3 separate regions of the Mus musculus genome follow, and regions 1 and 3 are each linked to region 2. A link is a loop called in an ENCODE intact Hi-C map of the cell type or tissue named here. Cell type or tissue: heart. All regions are shown on one strand. Region 1 overlaps Arhgef6 (Rac/Cdc42 guanine nucleotide exchange factor (GEF) 6). Region 2 overlaps Arhgef6 (Rac/Cdc42 guanine nucleotide exchange factor (GEF) 6). Region 3 overlaps Arhgef6 (Rac/Cdc42 guanine nucleotide exchange factor (GEF) 6).

Region 1 (8,000 bases), 73 kb before region 2:
ATGTGGTTCCTCACTTATAATATCTCATTTCTTGACATTTTATTGCCAAATTACTCCCTGCCTTCATTTTCTCTCCATTGATCCCTTCCTAACTGCACTCTCCCGCTGCTCTCTCAAAGTCATCAATAACTGCCTTCTAGCAAAATCCAATGGCTTCTTTTTGGTCCTCACATTCCTTGACCTCTGAACCTTCCATAGCACTCAGCTTGCTGGCCACTTTCAAGTGTTCCTCCAGGAATTTCAATGACACCATAACCCCCAATTCTTTTCTGTTCTCCTATTTGTGTCCTGCACCCATCTCCACAATGGTTCCTCCTCCTTTCATCCAAAGATTTCATCCCAAAGCTGTGAATGACTAATAGTTACCCTCATTGCTCTAACTTTCCCCAGGGTGTCTGCAGTTTCAATAAGATTGCTTATTAACCCATAGTAATGAATCTCTGCCACAAGCATGTCAGAGGGTATAGAAAAGTGTCATGGAGAAGGGAGGCAACTCTAACACCCAATAAATCAAACCAGGTGACATGATCAACCTTTGTCCCCTACTGTAGCCTCTTCCTAAAAGAAATAATCCGTCTTTAACCGCTGTGCTTCTTTTTGGATATGTACTTCCTAGAAAGGTACATCTGCCAGAGACATTTAAATCTCTCTAACACTGACCTCTCACCTACATTTCCATGGTACATTAACAGCTGCTTACAGGACAGCTATGCACAAATACCTTGGGTCTTCTGAAAGTTAACAGGTGTAAAGTATATCTGCCATCTTCTGTATCCCATAAGTTACCCCTTTCTGTTGCCATTACCATCAAAAGGGTCTCAGAGTTACCCTTTTCTTCCATTCCCTCTGCCACTACCCTGATTGATCTTGACATAAGAACTAATAATGGAAGGGAAATATGAAACTCGGAAGAAGCAATGCTGAGGACTTACCTCACAGGCCCCATGCTGCATCACTACTTGAGACATAAAGATCACATTTCCCAAAGTCTTAATATCATCTCCTTCCCATGCCTGAATAGGTTCTGAAAGGATCTGCAATTCCAGCTGCTTTCTCTTTCTCAGATCTTGACACTGCCCCTGCGGATACCAAACAGACTATGATGCAATGGGGATTTGAACAAGACGAGATGGGGAAAGTTCTCAGAACAAGTTCAAAACAAGCCATGGCTTTTGAGCCCTTATTTCTCACTTTATCTTTTGTTCTTATTCCTATGATCATCTATGCTCCTGCCAGACAAACCAATACACTATGTAGCTGTTAGCCTTTCAAAGTCATAGGAAGAGGGGAGCATTCCCATTTTGTCAAAGCATCAAAATAAAGTGGTAAAGGGGGGGTATTTCTCCCTCCCCATGAAGAGTCTGGAGAGACAAGGAACAGATTCCTACCAACTAGAGCCAGAAAAGCAATCAGCCCTTCACTACCATAGGTAAATAGAGCTATAATTACAAAGCAACTTCACTATATGAAGTATGCTTACTCTCCAAAAAAATAGCAACTCAATAAGAAAAATGAACAAAATCACTCCCAGAGTTTTGAGAACAAAGACTGGCCAAAAATATTTATTTATTTATTTATTTATTTATTTATTTATTTAATGCCACCGTGAATCAAACTGAATTCATCATGAAACAGGCATGCAGTGTTCCAACTTTATTTAGGGAGCAACAGGACATTTTTATAAAATATTCAGGTTATTTTTATTCTTAAAAGGATTAGGGAAATAGTTATAAGTGGGTTTCATGATGATTAAGTTGGAAATTCAAATTAAGAAACAGTTTGCCAATATGAGAGGGAGTATGAAGAATATGGAGAGATATAAAACCTGTTTCAAAAGACTAAAGTTATCTTGGAGTGATTTAACAGTACTTATTCCAAAATGAATACAAGTCTAAGCAAATGATTTATTACGTTACTGCATCCAAATGAATGTAGTATAATTCTTTCTGGTGGTACGTTTTTCTATAAAAGTCTGTTGCTTCATTCAACTAAGACTTTAAGAAATAAATACACTACAGATTTTTAAAGCGCACATATTTGCATTAAATATATTGCCACCATCAAAACAAGTTTTAACATGACAAAAAGGAGACATGTTTGCTTTGTGCTGGGGCCCGGTACTTTGGTTTGTTGCTGTTACTGTTCAGACAGGGTCGTGCAGCTCAGGCTGGCCTCAACCTCACTATGTAGTTGAGGCTCTGATTTGAAAGTAGACCTCTTGTCTCAGTCTCCCAAGTGGTGGTCTTACAGGCCAACCCCACCACGCCTGGCAGACACTTGAATTTGCTGTACTGTTTGCTTGCCTGTTTTTTCAAAGGTCTTCTATGTTCCTTTACATAGAATGAATGCAAGAAAGACAGGATACAACCAGTACCATGCCATGGGTTTGCGTGAGCTCTTCTACAAAACTGAGCCATGTGAAATGCTAGCCACTGTGCTAGCATTTTACTATTTTTTCCCTAACAACAGGAATAAATTTCTCACTATACCTTGCCTGATCTCCAGCTTTCATTTAACCACTGACACGTCAGCTACTTATCTTTCAAAAGCAGTAAAAGTGAATTGATGGTGACTGGTAGGCCATAACCTTCCAGCAAGGATCAAAAGCTGAGCATGGGTCCAAATCCCACAGAATGCTTTAGAAATGTCAAATATATCGAAACTTAGCCCATTACTCAAAATAAAGGGTTATTTTTTTCTTTCTGAAATGGCATCCAACGGTTTTACATCAGTAGGTTCAAGGAGATAGGTTAACCTTGATGCTCAAGATGTAAGATTACTGCTACCTCTTGTAGCAGTCTATATTAAGCAACTTCATTTTAGTACACTGTTTTTCTTTTTAGGAAGAATTTCTTTTTCATATGCAAAAAAAAAAAACAAGTTCACATCTTTTGGCACAAATAGTGAAATTCAGTATTGATGCCAATCAGTGAATGACAAGTTATACAGACATAGGGTGTGCAAGGGGGTAAATGCAAAGAAATAAAAAAAAGGAACCCCCCACCTACACATCAATGCTTAATGTGGCCAAGGCTTTCAACTGTGACTGCTTTAGACCTTCAGCCTGGCAACCTTTCTTAGGTAGGCATACTCTGTGAAGAACAAAACCAAATGCAACAAATCATGGGCCTACTGTGCTCAGAGCTTATTGTTTCTCTCTGGAGGACTTTTGCTTAAGGAAAGAAACGGCACACACAAATCACTCTTTCAGCAACAAAGTATACAAAATGGAGAAGGACAATCTGAGAACGTCACCTACCATGAGTGTTTTGAATGCTATGATTGCTTTCAGAATATCCTGATGGTCTGGATGAGTGTCCTGTCAAAGGAATACATTTACAAACAGTATCAGCATGTGCGTATATGTATATAACAACCTTCAAAATAATGAAGAATAGATAAATAATAAAAACAGTATTAGAGGAGAATGGATGCTGCCATGGATGGAATGAGTTGAAAGTGTGACCACAAAAAGATAACCCAACAAAAGTGCATGTGTGCATGTGTGTGTGTGTGTGTGTGTGTGTGTGTGTGTGTGTGTGTGTATGTGTGTGTTGGAATTATCTTGTATCTTAGTTGTGGTTGATTACATGAATCCACACCTGTATTAAAATTCAAGGAGGGGCTGGAGAGATGGCTCAGTGTTTAAGCACACTGGCTGCTCTTCCAGAGGTCCTGAGGTAAATTCCTAGCAACCACATGGTGACATACAACCATCTGTAATAGGATCCGATGCCATCTTCTGTGTGTCTGAAGACAGCTAAACAAATCTTTTTTAAAAATTCAAGGAACTATGAACCAAAAGCAAGTTTATTTCTTCTTATCTTTTAACATTTTATTTTTATTTTATTTTTTAATTATATGTGGCTAGGAGAGAATGTGTATGTGCACCTGAGTGTAGATATTTGAGGAGGCCAGAGGCTTTGGGTCCCACTGGAGATAACCACAGTTACAGACAGTGACAGCAAGCAGACTTCGGGGCTGGGATCCTTTGCAAAAAAAAGTAGTATGAACTCTTAACTGCTGAGCTGTCTTTCCAGCTCCAGAACATTTCTTCTATTTTTCTTTTTATTTTTATTTCTCTTCCTTCCTTCCTTCCTTCCTTCCTTCCTTCCTTCCTTCCTTCCTTCCCTCCTTCCTTCCTTTCTCTCTCTCTCTCTTTCCTTCCTTCCTTCCTTCCTTCCTTCCTCCCTCCCTCCCTCCATCCCCCCCTCTCTCTTTCTTTTTTCTTTTCTTTTTTTTCTTTTTGACAGAGTTTCTCTGTATATAGCCCTGGCTGTCCTGGAACTCACTCTGTAGACCAGGCTGGCCTCGAACTCAGAAATCTGCCTGCCTCTGCCTCCCAAGTGCTGGGGTTAAAGGCGTGCACCACCACTGCCCGGCTCCCAGAAAATTTCTTAATCACTTAATTACTAGAAGCACTGGGATCCTAAATTCTGGCCCAGTTTTGAATTCTTAACTTATACTATACAACTGATTGTTTTGCACATAAAATTAAAATGTACTGCTATTTTTCTTTTGAACTGACAAGCAAATTTGTTGATAGTTATGGTATATGACGGTTTAATATATGCATATGCATATACACATTCACATTGTAGAATCTAGCCCATCACAGTTGACTTTTAAGACAATTTATAACATATCATATATTTAGTAACAACATTATAGTTGTCATTATTGAGGTAAGACTTCCCATTTCCCTGACCAGCAAATAATGGACTCCACAGATTTTTGTATGCTTCGATATGGTTACAGTTTGGTCTTTCTTTCCTCTCCTCTCCTCTCCTCTCCTCTCCTCTCCTCTCCTCTCCTCTCCTCTTCTCGTATTTCGTTGTCTAGGTTTTGTAGGATTTGGGTTTGATTTTTGAGAAAGATCTTGAAGCTGACTGGGTAGGGAGGAATAGAAGATCTTGGTGGACTTGGAGGAGGGGAAGAGTATGATCAAATATATTTAAATTTAAATTTATTTTAATTAATAAAAATTGAATAAATAAGTAATATTTACCATTACTAAATAATTACTCAGAGGGACATCACTGATCCTGTAGTGCAACTAGTATTGAGGTATATGGACATGGTAGGCATACTTCACTTAGGAGTATATGTACTGACTTCATGGATTCAGCTGAAGAACGGAGAAGGCCAGTTCTGCTCATCCAGTCTCAGGTAGAAAACATGGTAGAACAGACTAGAGATCTGACTCAGGCCACAGGCAGGATTGTCCATGGAAAATTAGTGTGTATTCTTTCACGGTAAATCTTATTTTATCAAGTGATTAGAAATTCGGATTGGCCTGGCCCAGTGCTACACTCCCAGAAAGGGGGATGCAGCATTTGATGGTCCCAATCTGAAGGAAGAGTCAAAGCCAATGTGACCAAACAGAGGCTGGCCTAGAAACAGATGAGGCCTGCAGGCAGACAGGCAGGCAGGAGGAGCTTAACTGTGTGTTCCTGAAGTTGTCAGTACTGCAGCATTGTGTTGTAGCACTGAGAAGTGACAAGCAGAGGCCACTGGTTTCTGAATTTTTATGACACGGAAGGAGGGGCAAACCTCAAACCATCTGCTGAACTGGTTTAGCATACAGAAAGGCATCCAGAGGTCAATGCCTTCTAGAGCCCCTATTGAAATCTCATTCTGGCAAACTTTCCTCACCAGCTCCCCGCTGTCTCCAACTTTAGGGCAGTCCAAATACAGTTTTTTCACACGGAGGTGAGCTCTTAAGACTTACAAATGCTGACAAGAACAGTAGCTTTTTTCTTTAAAGATAATCAACCCCTTTAAAACCTCAAAACCTTTCCCCAGACACAGGAAGAGCAACTATGGTAAACACAGTCGTTGCCGCCCACGCCTCCACATCCAGTGCCAGATCACAAAAGAGCTGTGTGTTAAAAGATTTTGCTGAAAGGACCCTGATATAGCTAGCTGTCTCTTGTGAGGCTATGCCGGGGCCTGGCAAACACAGAAGTGGATACTCACAGTCAGCTATTGGATGGAACACAGGAGGAGCTAGAGAAAGTACCCAAGGAGCTGAAGGGGTCTGCAACCCTATAGGTGGAACAACAATATGAACTAACCAGTACCTCCAGAGCCCGTGTCTCTAGCTGCATTTGTAGCAGAAGATCGCCTAGTTGGCCATCATTGGGAAGAGAGGCCCCTTGGTCTTGCAAACTTTATATGCCTCAGTACAGGGGAATGCCAGGGCCAAGAAATGGGAGTGGGTGGGTAGGGGAGTGGGGCAGGGGGAGGGTATAGGGGACTTTAGGGAAAGCATTTGAATAGATGAAGTAAATACCTAAAAAAAAATCTCAAGATTTGGGTGCTCAGACTTGCTTATCAGACCTCGTTGCAAGTCCTAATATTTAGAAAAGATTGTAGCTACACTACATTATGAGTACATTTTAAGTTCCTAAACAAAAATGTGAGTGGACTTTGATGTAAAGACACTGGTGGGCAGTGGAGAGTAGTATTGGATCCATTTATAATCTTTAAGGAGGGCCAGAGTCAGAAAATCAAATGTCCACATTGTTCCCATCTGGGACAAACATCTTTTTCTTTTTTTGTGTTTTCTTCTCCTGACTTTTGGTTTGGTCTTCATGTTTTTTAACATTGGTTTGCAAAACAATAGAGATTTGTAGGTCTGAATGCCAAAGAACCATCATGTACAGACAAGTTGGCAATAGAAAACCAAGGCAGTAGTTCTCAGTCGTCCTAATTCTGTAACCCTTTACATTTCCTCATGTTGTGGGGACCCCCAACCATAACCTTATTTCATTGCTACTTCATAACTGTAATGTTGCTACTGTTGTGAATCACAATGTAAATATCTGATGTGCAGGATAGCTGATATGTGATCCCAGTGGAAGGGTTGTTCAGCTGCTGAAAGGGTTGCAACCCATAGTTTGGGAACCACTGACCTAAGTCAATAAATGAGCACAGCCTTAAGGGAAGCAACAGGGCCAAGATCTGGAGGAGAGAGGAAGAATTATAACTGTGTATCTTATTTGGTTGTATAAAGAGGGATGCTGGAATACCATTCAGGAAGAGGGAAGAGCTCATCAAGTTGACTTGGAAACCATGATGTTTTCTGGATTCTTAATAAAGTTGGTTTGGCCCAGATGTCCCTCAACAGAGGAATGGATACAGAAAATGTGGTACATTTACACAATTGAGTACTACTCAGCTATTAAAAAGAATGAATTTATGAAATTCCTAGCCAAATGGATGGACCTGGAGGGCATCATCCTGAGTGACGTAACACATTCACAAAGTAATTCACACAATATGTACTCACTGATAAGTGGATATTAGCCCAAAACCTAGGATACCCAAGATATAAGATACAATTTGCTAAACACATGAAACTCAAGAAGAATGAAGACTGAAGTGTGGACACTATGCCCCTCCTTAGAATTGGGAACAAAACACCCATGGAAGGAGTTACAGAGACAAAGTTTGGAGCTGAGACGAAAGGATGGACCATCTAGAGACTGCCATATCCAGGGATCCACCCCATAATCAGCTTCCAAATGCTGACACCATTGCATACACTAGCAAGATTTTATCGAAAGGACCCAGATGTAGCTGTCTCTTGTGAGACTATGCCAGGGCCTAGCAAACACAGAAGTGGATGCTCACAGTCAGCTATTGGATGGATCACAGGGCTCCCAATGGAGGAGCTAGAGAAAGTACCCAAGGAGCTAAAGGGATCTGCAACTCTATAGGTGGAACAACATTATGAACTAACCAGTACCCCGGAGCTCTTGACTCTAGCTGCATATGTATCAAAAGATGGCCTAGTCGGCCATCACTGGAAAGAGAGGCCCATTGGACACGCAAACTGTATATGCCCCAGTACAGGGGAATGCCAGGGCCAAAAAAAATGGGAATGAGTGGGTAGGGAAGTGGGGGGGGGGAGGATATGGGGGACTTTTGGGATAGCATTGGAAATGTAATTGAGGAAAATATGTAATAAAAATATAAAAAAATAAAAAATAAAT
Region 2 (8,000 bases):
TTCCATGGGTTACAATGATCTACAGTATCAATAAAATATGAACTATCTGTAGTCTCCCAAAGCAAATATGTTATTTAAATTATTTTAAACACATTGCAACTTATTCTAAACTGCAGTGACTGACTTTGATGAGAATTTCTATTTCAGGGGGGAAAGGATGGTTCTTCAATTAGGAAAAGCACTCACAATGCTGAATGGGCTCATCTTTGCAGTTAATCACGGAAGCCGAGCCAACTCTGCCACCACTATTCATCTAAAAGCCCAGAAACATTCGACTTTGTTTTGCTTTCTAAAACAGGCGTGCGTTAAGTATTGCAAATTATGGAGGCTTTTGCCTTTGGCTTTAACATCTAGACAATTTTCCCAAACCAGGCAGTCTCTACCAAATAGAACATGGAGGTAAGACATAAGATGACTGGATGTGTTTGTTTTCCAATTTCAAGTTTCATCCATGCCTAACTTTCCAGCTAGTACAAAACACACAGAACCCTGGGAGAGCCCACACAGTTTATCCTAGCTCTACATCTAATTTGTTAAAATGTTAAGATTTCAAGAGATCATCTGGCTCACTTATCCAATAGGATTACCTCAACATAACTAAACCAAGGGAGCTGCTGTTTTTCCAATGCAGATCCATTTATCAATAAGTCTACTAGAAGACATCAAAGTTTCCATTTAGAAAAGAGCTTTCAGGGCTGGGGTAAAGCTCATTTTGTAGAGTACTTTCCTTGAATGCACAAAGCCCTGGGCACAATCCCCAGACTTACATAAAGCAGGCCTGGTGGCCTGTACCTGTAATCCCAGCCCTCAGGAGATAGAGGCGGGAGGATCAGAAGTTCAAGATCGCCCTCTACTATGCAAAGAGTTTGAGGGCAATCTGGCTTATGGAAGACCCCACTGGAAAGAAAGAAAAGAAGAGAAAAATGAGGCGAGGGGAGAAGAGGAGAGGGGAGAAGAGAGAATAGGAGAGAACAGATATGGCAGAGGAAAGCATCTAGCATTCACTGACTGTACACTTGGTGCCAGGCACTATGCAAACTGCGCTTTTATTGCTGTTTGACACTAACACTAGGGGTCCTATGTATCATTACCACCTTCAAGATTGGCTCTACATAATTAGTATCCAACCCAGGCCAAACCAAGTTCAAAGTCGCACTGAAGCTTTTACCTACTGTGCTACACTATACTACACACTCACACACACACACACACACACACACACACACACACACACACATATCATGCCATGTGCATCATGTCTAATCTGCAGTAGCCCCTCTTTTCCCTTTATCCCAGATTTCTATTCTATTCAGGCACTGTGTCCCAGTTTGCAAAGTGCCTCCACAAACATTCCCTCATTACACCTCATCGACTCCTTCTAATCAGTGTGGGGTGATCAGCCAGGTTACCCTTAATGCTCACATGCTTAGATAAATAGAGGTAACTTATCTCTGAGTGGGAGCAGAGGCAACGTCCTAAGATGAGAGCATGTAAGTCTCAGTTTAAGACTGGATCACCTCCTTACCTAAAGTCTCTGAGTATTCAGCCTTTCTACCAACCACTTATTTAGTGACTCGTAGTGAGCACCTGCTATGAACCTTGCTCCATCCCAAGGACCTGAGCCATAAGGATGAAGAATCTTTGGTCTCTGCCTTTAAGGACTTCTAAGACAAGCCTACAGATATACGAAAACATGACCACAGTGAGTCCTGGCAGTTGTCCCCGTACCTCCACACATATGCTATGGCATCTGTGCATGTATACATGCATGTACGCACAGTAAAAATTACAATAATCATAATAAAGTAAACATTCTAAAAGAATCTGTGTAAAGCATATAAATGACTTAACCCAACAGCTCCCTCTCCTTCCGTCTGCTTCTCCGTCTCTATAGTTCAGGTTGCCTGAAACATGATGTACCTCAGGCTTCCCTCCAACCCAACAATCCTTGTGCTCCAGCCTCCCAAGTGCTGGGATTACAGGCTTGTGCCACTACACTGTTTAGTATGTCTTTTCTTATGGTCTCAGCAAATGCTTGACGTGGCTAGATTGCTAAAATGTGAATAAACTAGAGAAGTGCTTCTCAACCCTAGATGCAAACCAGAATCACTTGCATAGTTTTCAAAGTACATACACTTAATGTTTTGTCCCTTTAGTGACCTTTCTGGAGGTACTTCCTAAAGCAGAGTATATACATACCCTATGACCTAGCGACAACTTTATTGCTATACATAAGTTCAACAGAAATGTTCTTCAGGAGATACCCACAAAGATATTCATAGCAACATTGTTCATTGAAACAACAACAACCACACACACACACAACCCCTGCAAACACTCGAAATGTCCACCAGTGAGTAAATAGAAAAAGACAAAATTTGGCATATCCATACAATGGAATACTGTTCAGCAATAAAATAATAAATAAAACAGTAGTACCGACAACGTGCTAGTTATTCAAATATTATGCTTAGTGCAAGGTAGTTTATGAAAACAAGCACACACTTTACTATCCAGCTCATACACCTAGACAGGTAACCCACCACAGCACTCTGTTCTCTTAGGAGTCAGGTGCTCCTCCACAAGCAATCCTGACTGAGAAGGCACAAAAGGCACTCAATGGCACTGATAATGTCCTGGTGTTTAATCCAAATGAAAAGTATATGGGTGTATCAGTTTGCAGGGATTTGTCAAGGTAAATATTTAGGATATTTTCAATTTTTAGAAATTAATGTTACTAAACTGGCTTAAACATCTAAAAAATACCAATGCAAAAGCCTTCTATAAAACAAGTCAGGATCTCTGGTCAATGAGACTCTAATACTTGTGGTTTCAAAAGCGCCCCGAATATTTCTAATGTGTACTCATGTCTGAAAACCAAGTATTTCGATGTTCCGCTATGTTATCAGTGGCTCACTAGTGGCTACAACCTGGTTCAAGACAGGGCATGAGGTCTAGCTGACTATTCTACGTCTGCTTTGCACTGCCAGGGTACAGCATGAGCATGGATCTTCCCTAAACCTCAGTTTCCACCATTATGGAATGGGTACAATGCCACCTGCCTATAGGGATTATCGTGAGGATTAAATGAGATAATATACTTAAAGCATTCATCCCAAGGTCTAGAACATGGAAGTTGCTGGAGAAATGGTATTCAACTGTTTTCACCTTTGCAAACGAGCCCCTAAGAACAGTGATGGGCACATTGCTATAAATGAACCAAGCATTGTCCTCTCACTTTGGCCCCTGAACAAATTTCTAGAGGCTTAAGCAATACTCTATGAATGGTGTCAAACACGTTTTGGAAATTTCTAGGTCCTGGTGGCTCCCTCTAGCCATCCCTTGCTATCCCTGAAGATGATGGGAAAAGTGGTGGACCAGAGGGGGCGAACAAAAGCTCCCGGCCCAGCCCTCAGCCCTAATTACAGAGCGGAGGCTATGTGAGCAGAAGAGGCCAAAGCCACAGCTAACACAAAAACCAGGTAGTTCAGAGCCACAGGCCATGCATGCAATGTTTTTAATGAAACACTTTTGTACAAAGTATCACCTTTTAGAGAACACAAACAAGACTTAGGTAGGCCCCAAGCAAGAGCTCTGAGTTAGCTCCCAGTTAGCTCTTTGGCTCTACTACTAGAAGCGACTCTGCTTAACCAAACTTCTCTATTTCTTTGATCACTGGAAGAAATGCCTGCTCTCAAATGTCCTTTATAAGGGCATGGTGAGGTGGAATTTGAGATAAGTGGAAAGCATTCCAAAAGAGGAGGAGGAGGAGGAGGGAAAGGAGGAAAGAAAGGAAGAAAAAGAAGGAAAAGAAGGAAAAGAGAACTAAGGAAAAGTAGATGTAAGTACTAAAGACATGCAAGGTGAGATTTCTAGCTGCTGATTTACTGTATGCAAAACTTCAGCCATCCCTCAGCAACTGGCGTGGAAACAGCCCCTCTCTTGGTTTAACTGCTGTTCCAAGCATACCCTGCACCACATGGGCCTGGAGTGTGCTTATGTAAGAAGGGACTGCAGCGTTGCCTGGCATGTAGCACAATATTTTGCTTAAGAGAAATCTGCTCAAGTCCAAGGGCAGGCCCAGGCCTTACAGATTTGGGCAGAGGTGCTCTCAGTGGCGGAACGCTGAACTGTGGCTGGAGCAAATGATGTCATCAGAGATCCGTTTACCATGGTCAATGTCAAAATTAAGATAGGAAGTTCAAGGACAAACTGGATTTTTCCAGGCAAATACAAGTTCGAAAAGCAGTCTGGACTTTAGAATCTAACCTTTAAAACCAATACCTTAAAAACTTAAACATATGCCCAAATTTATCCTGTTCTGTGTGGCATTTTGGTTTATGGGAAGCTTTTATTGAAAAAAAAAATAGTTTCAGAGCAAAGTACATTCTTTGAGTATATTTTTACTCCCACTACACATTAAGAAGGGGGGCATATGAGTCACTCCTACATTCAAAACCAATAACAAACCCAAACTAAAAATATAAGATATTGAGAAGAAAGATATTTGAGGAGACAGAGATAAACTCGAGGGCTCTCTACTCCAGGGCTAAGAAATGAAATAGCTGGAATACCTGTTGGGTCCTTCAGTGAATAGAAAATGAATACTCTAAATCAACTACAGCTACACTGAATACCAGGCAGAGTCCATCTGAAAAGGACTCCTACCTATGACAGACTTGTGTCAAACATTCCCCAATGCAAGGATTGCTCCAGCTTGGGAGAGCATCAAATTAATATCAGAAACAGTACCGTTGACTTCTTGTTCTGGTTCGCGGAAGGGGAAAAGACAGAATCCAGTCTGCTATAAACCTTGCGGCCCGAAGCTGGACAGCCGCCCTTAAGTTTGGCGCGTCCTCACCCTTAGCCCTGGCCCCCGCCCCCGCTCTGGGTACGCAGACACGGCACCAAGGAGAGGCCCTGGCAAAGAACAGACTGGCGGCTAGGGCTGCAGACCTAGGCGGTCAATCCTAGAAGAAGGGCGGCTCCTCCTCTGGCTCCACCAGCCCCCCAACATCAGGCCCTTGTAGTTCCCCTCCCCCTGACCCCTTGCCCCCCAGGCAGGTCACCTGGCTTTGCTTGGTTGTCCTCCTGCTGCTCGTTCCCTCCAGCCTCCTCCTCGGAAGTGGCTCGCCCTTCAGAGTCACGGGGCTGCTGAGCGCCGCCAGCCCGTGCCAAGGCTGCGGGAAACACTGTCCCCAGATGGAGCTGGGACCCTGCCCCGCGCGGCTGCCACCAGGGCGAAACTGGAGAGCCCGCTGGTATGGCCAGCGGGGAGGGGCGGCTGCAACTTTGCTCCTGGACGCGTGAGGAGGGGGGAGCCCGTCTCCAAACTCCTTTCTGTGCCTCCAAGCTCCCCAGGCAAGGGATTTTATGTATTTATGTATTTATTTATGTATTTATTTTAATAAAGAGGGAAGTCAGGTTCTTGCCCTCAAGTTCTCTCTCTAGAGCACAGATCAAGGGCTACAGGAGGCGTGCCCCGGCGGGACGGCCACAGCAGGGAAGCTGGAGGCCAGTGGGAGCCTGGACCCAGGGTTCTTCCAGACCCAGCTCTGCTGCCTGGAGCCAGAACCAGGGAGAGAGAGCAGCCTGGAGAGACCGGGCCAGCAGAGGGGAAGCTATGACCCGGACCTGGATCGCAGAAGTAGGAACTGGAAGTGACAGCGGCGCAGGGCAGAGCAGCAGCAGCAGCAGCAGCAACAGCAGCAGCGGCAGTGGTTGTGGCGGTGGTGGCAGCAGCTGCCTCAGCACCCCAGTAGCCAAGGAAGGAGCAAAAGCCGAGGTGTAAGGGCTGCAGCTACACTGCGCATGCTGTTGCCACCCAATTCCCAAGATCAGGGTTACAGTGCCTGGGCTGCCCAGGGTCTTTGCCAAAACCCTAATGGGAATGCTAGAGTCAAGGACTAGCTATTACTAGTTAGTAGACTGCTTTCCTCTCCTGTCCCTGGGATGAGACTCAGGGACCTGTGAGCTGCATAGTGACCCACTGAGACATCCCCCACCCCTTTCCCCGAAGCAGAGAAGTGCTCAGTGGTCCTTCACAGCCATCCCTTCCCTAATAGACCCCCAAATAGCATAGTCCTTTCAAAGACACACGCACATAGCAGGCAACTTCATCCACGGTTCCTTTTCCAGTTTAGAGGAATGGTCTCTCTATAACCCAGACTGGCCTGGAACTCATAACCTCCTGCCTCAGCCTATGGAGTAGCTGAGAACACCAATGTGCTACAGTGTTCATTTTTCATAGAAGTTCAACAGAGTAAAAGATTAGGTCAGCCAGAGTAATGGGAGTATCACATTGGCTCAGCTAGTAAAGGTGGGGGAAGGTGTCAACGCCCCTTTTAGTCTCCCTACTAGTTAAATTGAGTGGAAGTTTTGCCCAGTGGAAACAGATGAAAAAGGGCCAGATGCTGAGACATTATCCAACTTCTATAAAGGTTTTTTAGCTGTCTGTTGCGGTGCATGCCTTTAATCCCAACACTCTCAGGAGGCAGAGATGGGAACATGCCTGTGAGTTCGAGGCCAGCTTGCTCTACATAGTGAGTTGCAGGCCAGCCTGAGCTACATAGTAAGAGTAGAGAGAGGAATTCTGACTTCACATAAGTCCCTGCTGGGCCTTGAAGAAGTCCACTGTGCCCTTGGTCTGGCTCTTTTGTCCTGCTTTCTTAGAGCTAGAACAGGACAGTGATGGACTTAACTTTGACTCATGAACATTGGTAAAGCGACCTTACTTTTAGGAGTTCTTCCTGGCAGAACAGTCCCTGGGAAATGGCAACTGGTCCATCCCACAGCCTCACTTAAGGGAGAGCACCTGTGCTGTTGCTGTGACAAGGCAGATGGAGTGACTCAGGAAGTCAGGAGAGTGGTGGTGGGGGATGGGGCAGAGAAAGCTCATGCTGCTACAGGCGGAGATTGAAAGGAAGCATGGATGGAAGGAAGGGAAGAAGGAAGAGAGGGAGGAGAGAGAAACACTATTTGAATCATGTATTCATTCGATGGTCCCTTCATGAACTTTTTAATGAAGTGAGCCTGAATCTAGAAGCAGAGGACATGCCTGTTTCTGCACAATGCAGATAAGAGAGTACCCTAGGCAGGGTACAGCAGAAGGAGACAATGAAGGAACAGTATATACTAGGAATGAAAGGGAAAATAATTCCTGGGCTAGAGCTTCTATAGACCAGTATTCCCATGGCTATTGCCAAACTGTACAGCCAAAGACCAACTGATCAGAGCCTGTGATTTCTAAATCACATGTTGTTGAGAGACTTCCTGGTATGTTATACACACACACACACACACACACACACACACACACACACAGTTTTTGACTTGGCTGAATATATTCACCACCGCCTCCTCCATGCTTTGAGAAAAAAGGAAAGATGTATTTGGTTTACAAAGAAGAAATACAAATGGACTATAAAGGAGTGACAGTATGTCCAAATTCATTTGGACTCCTGAAAAACAAGTTATAGCAAAAAAAGGAAAGAAAGAAAAAGCAATACTGTTTCATCCATCACATTGGCAAACTTGAAAGATAAATAAAGCACAATGTTGACAGGGGCACAGAAAACACTTTCCACCATCTTGGTAGAAATGTAACTTGGTAGAGCAATTTCACAGGCGAATTTGACATTATCTTATTAAAATTTGACACAGTAATTCCATTTCTATGATGAAAGATTCTTCAAGAATAATCACAAATGCACACAAAATTATATGTACATATGCAACATAACTCACCAGAATTTATGACAGGAATGAAGGATTGAAGCAACATATGAATATCAGTCAATGTAGCAGCATAATAAAGAGCCTAAATAAATGATCATCTCAACAGAAGCATAAAATCTGCAAAGAAAACTGGGGGTGGGGGATGGCACTTCAGTAGGTAAAATGCTTGCCACCCAAGCATGAGGACCTGGGTTCAAATCCCCAGAATGTATGTAAAGCCAAATTCAGCAACAAACATCTGTAGTCTCAATGCTTCTATGGCA
Region 3 (8,000 bases), 46 kb before region 2:
ACCAGTTTTTACAAGATACACTCTCTGGAAAATTAATTTTACACTAAAAATACACTGGCAGATGATCATTCCAGTGAACTTTGTAATATAATGTTGACCAATTCAGCCATCAGATAGTCATCAAAGCCATGCCCTGGGGATCAGAGACATGGCTCAGTTGTTAAGACCACTGGCTTCTCTTCCAGAGGACCTGGGTTCAACTCTTAGCACCCTCACATACTGGTGGCTTACAACTGCCTGTAACTAAAGTCTCAGGGCATCCAGCTCCCTCTCTGCTCTCCAAGGTTACCTCCTGTACATGGTGCACACACACACACACACACACACACACACACATCGCAGGGAAAATACCCATATACAAAAGATATAAATAAATCTATCTTCCAAAAAAGTTATAGTGTGGTTCACATAGGACATATATATTTCCTTCTCAAATCCTGTGTGTGTTTCTAGTCAGAATATAACAGATGCCATACAAAGAGGCCTACAAATAAACATGTTGGGTACGGCGGTAAGTATTAGTAATACCAGAAGCCAGGGGTAGAACGATCTGAATTTCAAGACCCACCTCAGCTACATAGTGAGCATGAGGCATGCCAGGCAGGACTGGAGAGATGGAGGTGCAGGATTGGGGATGGGTGGTGGGAGTGGGGAAAGTGAGGGCCATGGCTGTAGCTTAGTACAGCCTTCTTAGAATGCACAAGTCCACAATCCAAGGAGCCAGAAAAGGGGGCATCATTAAATGAATGATGTAAATAATTGTTTTCAAATAATCTGTGGCACATAAAATAAAAATGTCTTCTCAACATCAAAGCAATTATCATTGGTCCTGGAGAGATGGTGGATGGGCTTTTGCAGAGGACCAGAGTTCAGTTGCCATGGTGGCTCAAGGCCATCCATAATTCCAGCTCCTGGGGATCCAGCACCCTCTTCTGGGGCACAATATATACATGACGGCAAATATTCATATAAATAAAATAAATGTGATTTAAAATTAAAGTTAGAAACAGTTCACTAGATGGACAAACTTTGTATACAGTTGGCACTGAACAGCACCACTGTCTTTGTAGGCTTTTTAATCTTCATGTTTTTCCTTTGTTCCGGAGCAATGTGTTGGAACCACAAGTGGTGTATCTGAGCCTGGCCTAAGCTTATAATTCCAATACGTTAGCAGTGGAAGCAAGAACAAAAAGTGGAAGCAAAAGTTCAAGACCAGCCTCTACTATAGAACGAGTTCAAAGCCAGTCTGGTCTAGGTGACACACTGTCTCAAAAATCAATTCATCTTTAACTGTGGAAGGAAACAGCAAAGCCACTGTCTTACTTACTTTGAACATTCTTCCAAGGCTTGGCAGAGTGTCTGTTGAAATGTGCATACTTCTTCAAAGTTTCCCAATAAACATGTAAACTCCACAGTACTCAGGCTGATTTAAAAAAAAAAAAAGAAAAGAAAAGAAAAGAAAAAGGACATAATGTACCAGTTAATAGAATGGAAAATTCTGTCAGTTGGAGCCCAGTTAGGCCCAGTTAGCTGCTAGCTTGCTGCTAGCTGAAAAGTATGAGAGAAGCCAATGTAACTTCTGCTGCTTTAGCTGCTGCTAACGACTCTATTGTCTCTGCCCCCCTGCCCCCCCCCCCCGTATTTAGCTTCCTTTCTTGGTTCATCTTTTCTAAAATAAGAGCAATGATTCTAAGGAACATTGGTAGTAGTCAGGGGCATTTACGTATTTTGTTAAGCCATGAGGAAAATAAAACATGTTTAATATCAAAGTATAAAAATAGACTAAAAACACAACATGATTAGGAAGAAGGTAAACACTTGTGGTGTATTTCCTTTTTAGAAAACAGGAGCATGATTAAAGTATTTATGTTCAACAAGTACAGAAGGGAAAGGTTAGTTAGCAAAATCAGCTTTCTCTGAAATGAAAATATTCAAATAACAACTAAAAACACTCTTTATGAAAGAGAATAGAGGGGAGAATATAGAACTGAATTTTGATATTGCTATTCGTAGGGTGGAATGGAGTCAAACAGAGGCAAACTGAATGATGGTGCAGCACCTCTACATGAGGAATGTTCCCGTTCATTTTTCCCTTAGCAAACAGTAAGTGACACTAGGAACAGGAGCCAATCCTCCTAAGGCGTGGAGCACTCATGCCAACACTTTCCAAGTAGGAGCTTCCATTACTTCGTGAGCTGAGTGCCACAGCGGTCTACAGTTTGCAGGTGAGAAACCAGGCACAGAGATGGTAGGTAGTGAGCACATCACCCAACAGCAGAGAACAAGGCAGAGCAAAGAACTGGCATCCCAAGCATTCCAAGCCTACAGACCAGACTCCTAAGCACTTTGGGGAAGAAACTTGTCTGAAGAGTCACTCAAGGTAGGTGTGCCTCATATTCTCCTTCCTTCAGAATATATGATCCAGGGAGGAGGCTAGGGAGAGGGCACAGAGGTTAAGAGCACTTGCTGCTCTTGCACAGGGCGCAAGTTCAGTCCCCAGCACCCACAGTGGAGCTGCTTATAACTAACTGCCTGTAATTCCAGCTCCAGGGACCTGACACCCTCTTCTTGCCCTCCTCCAGTACCTGTGCCCACATGGCCTGCATCACATAGACAAATGTAAAATTAAAAAATCTTTTCAAGAAATGAGTGGAGATGAGAGGGGCAGGTCAGCCCCAAACACTTAGGAGAAACTCGAAATGGCTTCAGGGGGACAAGAAAACATTGGAAAGGGTAGAGAAAGAGTAAAAACACAGTATTCCTGTAAGAGACCCTCACAAATATAAAAGAATTCTATTAATACACACACGTGCGTGCGTGTGTGTGTGTATTCCTAAAACACGTGTGGTAAGGCACACCTGTAATCCCAGCACTTGGAAGGCAGATTTAAGAGGGTCAAGGGTCTCAGCTTGAAGCTAGCTCTAAGTTACATGAGACACACTGTCTCAAAACAAATTTCAAAAGCATACACATCTCACAGTTAAGTTCTGGGGAAATATTTGCAAAGAAGTTCTGCTGACTAATCTAAAAGAGAAGATCCCAGTAAACATTCCCAGGAGCCCCCAGCACATGAACTTCTCCCAGTTCCTCTGCTGTTTTGCCCTCTTGAACTGCAAACTGGAAACCCCCACCTCTTGTTGTCTGGCAGGGGTGGGGGTGGGGGGGTGGGATCTGGCAGTCGGCCAGTTTCTCTAGGTACTGCTTTGTCATAGCCACAGCAAACAGGGTCCCTGAACTTTTTGCGGCCTGCCCGGGGACATTTCTAGCTTCTTTGCAGTCAGACAGTAAACAGTCTGGCTTGCTCAAATCACTGTGGCAAGAGAAAACACTCTGACTCTGGTGTGAGTATCGAAGGGAGACTGAGGACAGGTCTGACTTCACTCTCACAGATCCTAGCCCTTTCAGGATTGCCAGTCAGCCCCTTCCTCATTTGAAATCTGACCATCTCCCTTCCAGGATGGGCACTTCAGTAGCCCTCTCTTTTGTATGTCACAGCCAGAAGACAGAAGGTACATTTCAAATAGTGAGTGGCAGGCAGGAGACATGGGAGAGTCAGTCTGGTCACTTGTTGGCTGTGTGACAGGCAAAGCGATGAGCCTGTCCAGACTTCAGTCTCTTATCTACTCAATGGAGACAGCCAATTCTCCCAGGAAACTAGGAAGGGTGACGTGCTGCTGTATTTCTGTATCACTCTGAGAACTGTGATTAGCATAACACTTCACATTTCACATAATAAAATCAAATGCAGGAATCTAAAACCCTTCCATGGGAAGAATGCTTCCCACGGTGCTATGAGAACAGTTGAATGAAGATTCAACATGATGTTTTGCCTAACTAACATCATTTGGGGAGAGAAAAAAAAGGAGAAAAACAGTTAACTGCATTAAACTAATTTAAGCCTAAAGTTGGTAGTTTATACAAACTTCCTCAAAAGTCAGCTTTTCCTGAAGAGGGGAGGATTTTGTCTTCCCCGTGTGAGCTAAAGTTTCTATTTTCCTTCCAGAGCACGATCACTAGCAAAATGTCATCAATTAAAGTAACAAATAAGAATAGTCAGTATTTGTTAAGTATGCTATCCCTAAAGCATAACAAGTAAATGGTCAGTATTTTAAAATTATTTTAATGGGAATATAATCCGTCATTTCCCCTTTCCCTTCCCTCACTCTAGCTCACCCCCTCCACACACTCTCTCAAATCAATGGTCTCTTTTCTTGGATTATTAGTGTTAACATGCTTCTTATCATTTCAGGCTTAGTACACATTGTACATTTGGCTTTCAGAAATGCTTTTCCATCTCATTATCAATCGCATACGCGTGAATGAAATGCTGGCTTGAATTGCTCTTCTAAACATTTGCAAAATGCCACACTCTTTCCACTCTGGGAGCATGGGAAAGAGGTCCAGCCTGGCAAGCAAAGGTCAGAGCGAGCATGAGAATTTCCAGTTTATGTGCTCTCAGAATAAAAGCACCAAAGACTCCTTCTTTCTTTATGGTACAACGAGACCTATCACTTCAAAATGCACAGGAATGTGGAAGCTAAGAGGGAGATCCCATACACCTGCACATGGAAAGGACTAGTGAAAGGACTCTGTGTAATATTGCAGCCCTGTTCACAAATAGCTAAGCAATGGAACCAACCCAGGTTTCCAAGCCTAAAGGAATGCACAGGGGAAATTTACAATCTATGTACAAGAAAAATTGCTTAGCTATAAAGAAAAATGAAGATATGTCATTTGTAAGAAATTGATATAATTAGAAAAAAATAATATTAAACAAAGTAAGGCAGCCTCGGGATGGCAAATATTAGGTGTTCCCTCTGATGTTCATATAGATATTAAAAAATCGTATGTGCGTGCGTGCGTGCGTGTGTGCGTGTGTATGTGTGTGTGTGTGTGTGTGTGAGAGAGAGAGAGAGAGAGAGAGAGAGAGAGAAAGAGAGATGATAATAGATGAAAAACTATGTAGGGGACTGAAAGGAAGTGAAAAGGACAAGAAAGAGAAGAATAAGGGAGTGGGGAAATATGCTTAATACATAAAATATGTACTTGTATGAAAAAATTTAACTAAAATATTTTTAAAGTAAATGTTACAGAAACAGAGAGTCGAAGAGTGGTGACCAAGGCCTGGGATAAGGAGGATGGTAGGCTGGAGAAAAGGTCAGTTAAGGGGTACAGCTAGATGTGAAGTATAACATCTAAATGTTCTAGAGCACAGTAGGGGTTTTAAGGGTGCCAAAACGTTACTGTATATTTCCAAATAGCTTATGAATATGACGATCACCCTGATCTGATCATTACACATTGAAGATCTGTACTAAAATATCACACTTCATTTTATGATCATGTACAATTTTTTAGTGCCAAGTGTTGAAGATGTTTTTAATATTACATAGAAAAGAGGCAAAAGAAAAATATCCAATACACAAATTGTCACAGTCAGAATCTCAGATTAACTATTCCTTCTTCAGAAAGCAAGCCAAGCTCTCCAAAAGCAACATCTTGCATAATTGTTGTTGCCCTGACTATATTCTTGGCAACCTGTGATCTGTGGAAATCATTTTAAAAGGCAAAATCAATTATTCATTGGCATAGGAGCAATGCCTCCAAGTGCTGACATTAGATTCTCTAGCTTTATTTCACTAAAGGTTTAAAAAGTCTTACTTGTTATTAGACTGCAAGGGTCTTAGGTAAGTAACAAGAAGAGACTGAAGTTCTTTGGCATATTCTTTTTCAGTGTCCAAGATGTTCTGTAACACCTGTGGAGAAACAAGAATTAAGTTTTCATAACCATCAATCAAGTCTAAGGTCAAACAGAGCTTTAGATCTCTACATCGATTTCCTAGAAAAAGGTGTCCCAATTTACTTAGGCTGGTGCTCAATGTAAGAAACACAAGAATACAAATGTACTTTATTTCACACTAGAAAAGTATTTTAGTAATTATCTAGCAGCTATTTATAGCACATAGCTCATATGAACACAATTATCATGAATTACCCTCTACTGGAAAAGCCTTGACACTTACATGACACTGGCCACATTTATGCTTTAAATAATTTTATCAAGAAATTTATCAAGGAAAGGGCTAGGTTAATTAATAAGTTTTCAATGTTCTCATTTTATGAATAATAAAATTATAAAACATAGAAATTCAAGACAAGGAGAATTCAGGAATAATTATAACACAAAGGAGCAAGGAGTTTGTGTATTGCTTCTGATAAGACAAATTCTTACCATATAGTACATTCTTAAGCAGTGTTAAAAGTAGTCTTTCAATAAAAACAAAGTCTTCTCATATGAGCACTTCAAATCCAAAAAGGAGATCAAATTGTGAGAAATTTAACGAGGATAACAATTCAATGATTATCTGGTATTAATAACACAAAGCTCATTTTTATTCTTTAAGACAAATTCTCAACGTAGTCCATAATGGCCTAGAATTCATTATGTAGCCCAAACAGGCCTCAAACTCACCATAATTCACATGCCTGAAGGTGTAGTTCAGAGCACTTGCCCTAGCATGTGTGTGGCCTTAGGTTCAGTCTCCAGAATCAAGTAATTCTTGATATTGCACCAATTATTCATATGGCACGCACACAGACAGGCAGCCTAGAGATTATCTGAACTCTAGAGAGGAGTGAAAAGATCATGTGCAAATGCTACACCATTTTATATAAGAGACTTAATAGGACTGGAGAGATTGCTCAGTGGTTAAAGGCACCAGTTTTTCCAGAGGTCCTGAGTTCAATTCCCAGCAACCACATGGTGGCTCACAACCATTTGTAATGGGATCTGATGTCCTCTTCTGGCATGCAGGTGTCCATGCAGATAGAGCACTCATACATAAATTACATGAATAAATCTTTTTTTTTTAAAGAGACTTGAATATCTGTATCTGAGGAGGCCCTAATCCTTGTGGATACCAAAGACTGACAGTACTCACAAGGCAAAGCATTGTGCTGATGAGGCTGAACTAAGTAGGGGCCCAAGGAGCCACTGGCTTTCTGGTGAACAACTGACCCGGGGGATGATGGTCCCAACTGTGCTAGTGGCTGACAGACTGCTTCAGTTTTAAGGCATAACCTACCTCATCTCAGATTGTGACATTTCAGGGACCATTGTGAAGCAGCAGTCAGATGCTGCACAGGTAGGTACTGGCAAGTGAGAAACACTTGGACCAGTTTAAGAGGCTAAACACATTTTCAGACCAGAAGTCAATGTTGGGAGAGGAATGCCCTATGTCTTGTGGGAAGTTAAGTAGCATCCCTGACATCTAGCCATTAAAGACCATCCCACAGTACAATTATGGCTATCAAAAAAGGGCCAAAAAGGGGGAGTGGGTGGGTAGGGGATTGGGTGGGTGGGTATGGGGGACCTTTGGGATAGCATTGAAAATGTAAACGAGGAAAATACCTAATAATTAAAAAAAAGGAAAAAAAATGTGCTCAGAAGGGTAATATCACCTTAGTTGGGAATCAATGACTTAGAAGGCCGCAGAGTGGTTTCCAAAGCTAAGGGTTTGCTAAGCATAAAGGCAAACACTTATTATCCTAACACTGAGTGAGGGAGCTGGGGCAGAAAGCTAGTTTGAGGGCAGTTTATATGGTAAATTAAAACCAGTCTGGACTTATAATGGGATAGGAGGGGGGAGACAGACAGAGAGAGACAGAGAAGGGGGAAGGAGGGAGAGACAGACAGAGAGGGAGGGAGGGAGGGAGGGAGGGAGGGAGGAAGAAAGAGACAGAGAGGAAGAAATGGAGACAGAGATAGAGAGTCAGACAACAGTGAAGGGTTAAACTGTAGGCCCTACTGACTGCCACTCTTGTCTATTTTCAGTTCCCATATTGCTCATAAACTACTCTTTAGAAATGTGAATTCAGAGATCTGAAAGTACTGATGCTCTCTGAAATTAGTCCAATGGTGAAAGAGAAATGTTACTGCCTCCGAAAAAATCCAGTTCTGCTGAAGGCCATTAGAAACTGATATCGCTGTCTCGAGTGAG

What was found. A loop is a pair of places that touch in the nucleus more often than their neighbours do. Peaks named below come from ENCODE experiments on the same cell type or tissue, not always from the same donor. Only the 100,000 strongest peaks of a DNase experiment are listed, where the experiment ranks them.
Region 1: a loop joins it to region 2, with 2.3 times the contacts of the local background. A loop is called at or near these places in 2 of 42 quality-filtered maps.
Region 3: a loop joins it to region 2, with 1.9 times the contacts of the local background. A loop is called at or near these places in 4 of 42 quality-filtered maps.

What each region holds. Positions count from the first base shown.
Region 1 is chrX:57,248,031-57,256,030 of GRCm38, forward strand. It overlaps Arhgef6 (Rac/Cdc42 guanine nucleotide exchange factor (GEF) 6), which reads right to left. Exons shown (of 22, transcript NM_152801.2): 11 at 3,260-3,319; 12 at 933-1,079. Among named protein-coding and RNA genes, the nearest start is that of Cd40lg, 40 kb to the left of the region's middle. In heart, no CTCF peak of the experiment used is centred here; no DNase peak of the experiment used is centred here.
Region 2 is chrX:57,321,043-57,329,042 of GRCm38, forward strand. All of the region lies in intron 2 of Arhgef6 (Rac/Cdc42 guanine nucleotide exchange factor (GEF) 6), which reads right to left. Among named protein-coding and RNA genes, the nearest start is that of Arhgef6, 14 kb to the right of the region's middle. In heart, a CTCF peak has its summit at 4,117; DNase peaks (open chromatin) are centred at 4,019, 5,209 and 5,609; H3K4me3 peaks cover 1,625 bases; H3K27ac peaks cover 1,250 bases.
Region 3 is chrX:57,274,551-57,282,550 of GRCm38, forward strand. It overlaps Arhgef6 (Rac/Cdc42 guanine nucleotide exchange factor (GEF) 6), which reads right to left. Exons shown (of 22, transcript NM_152801.2): 7 at 5,662-5,756; 8 at 1,328-1,423. Among named protein-coding and RNA genes, the nearest start is that of Arhgef6, 60 kb to the right of the region's middle. In heart, no CTCF peak of the experiment used is centred here; a DNase peak (open chromatin) is centred at 3,601; H3K27ac peaks cover 1,408 bases.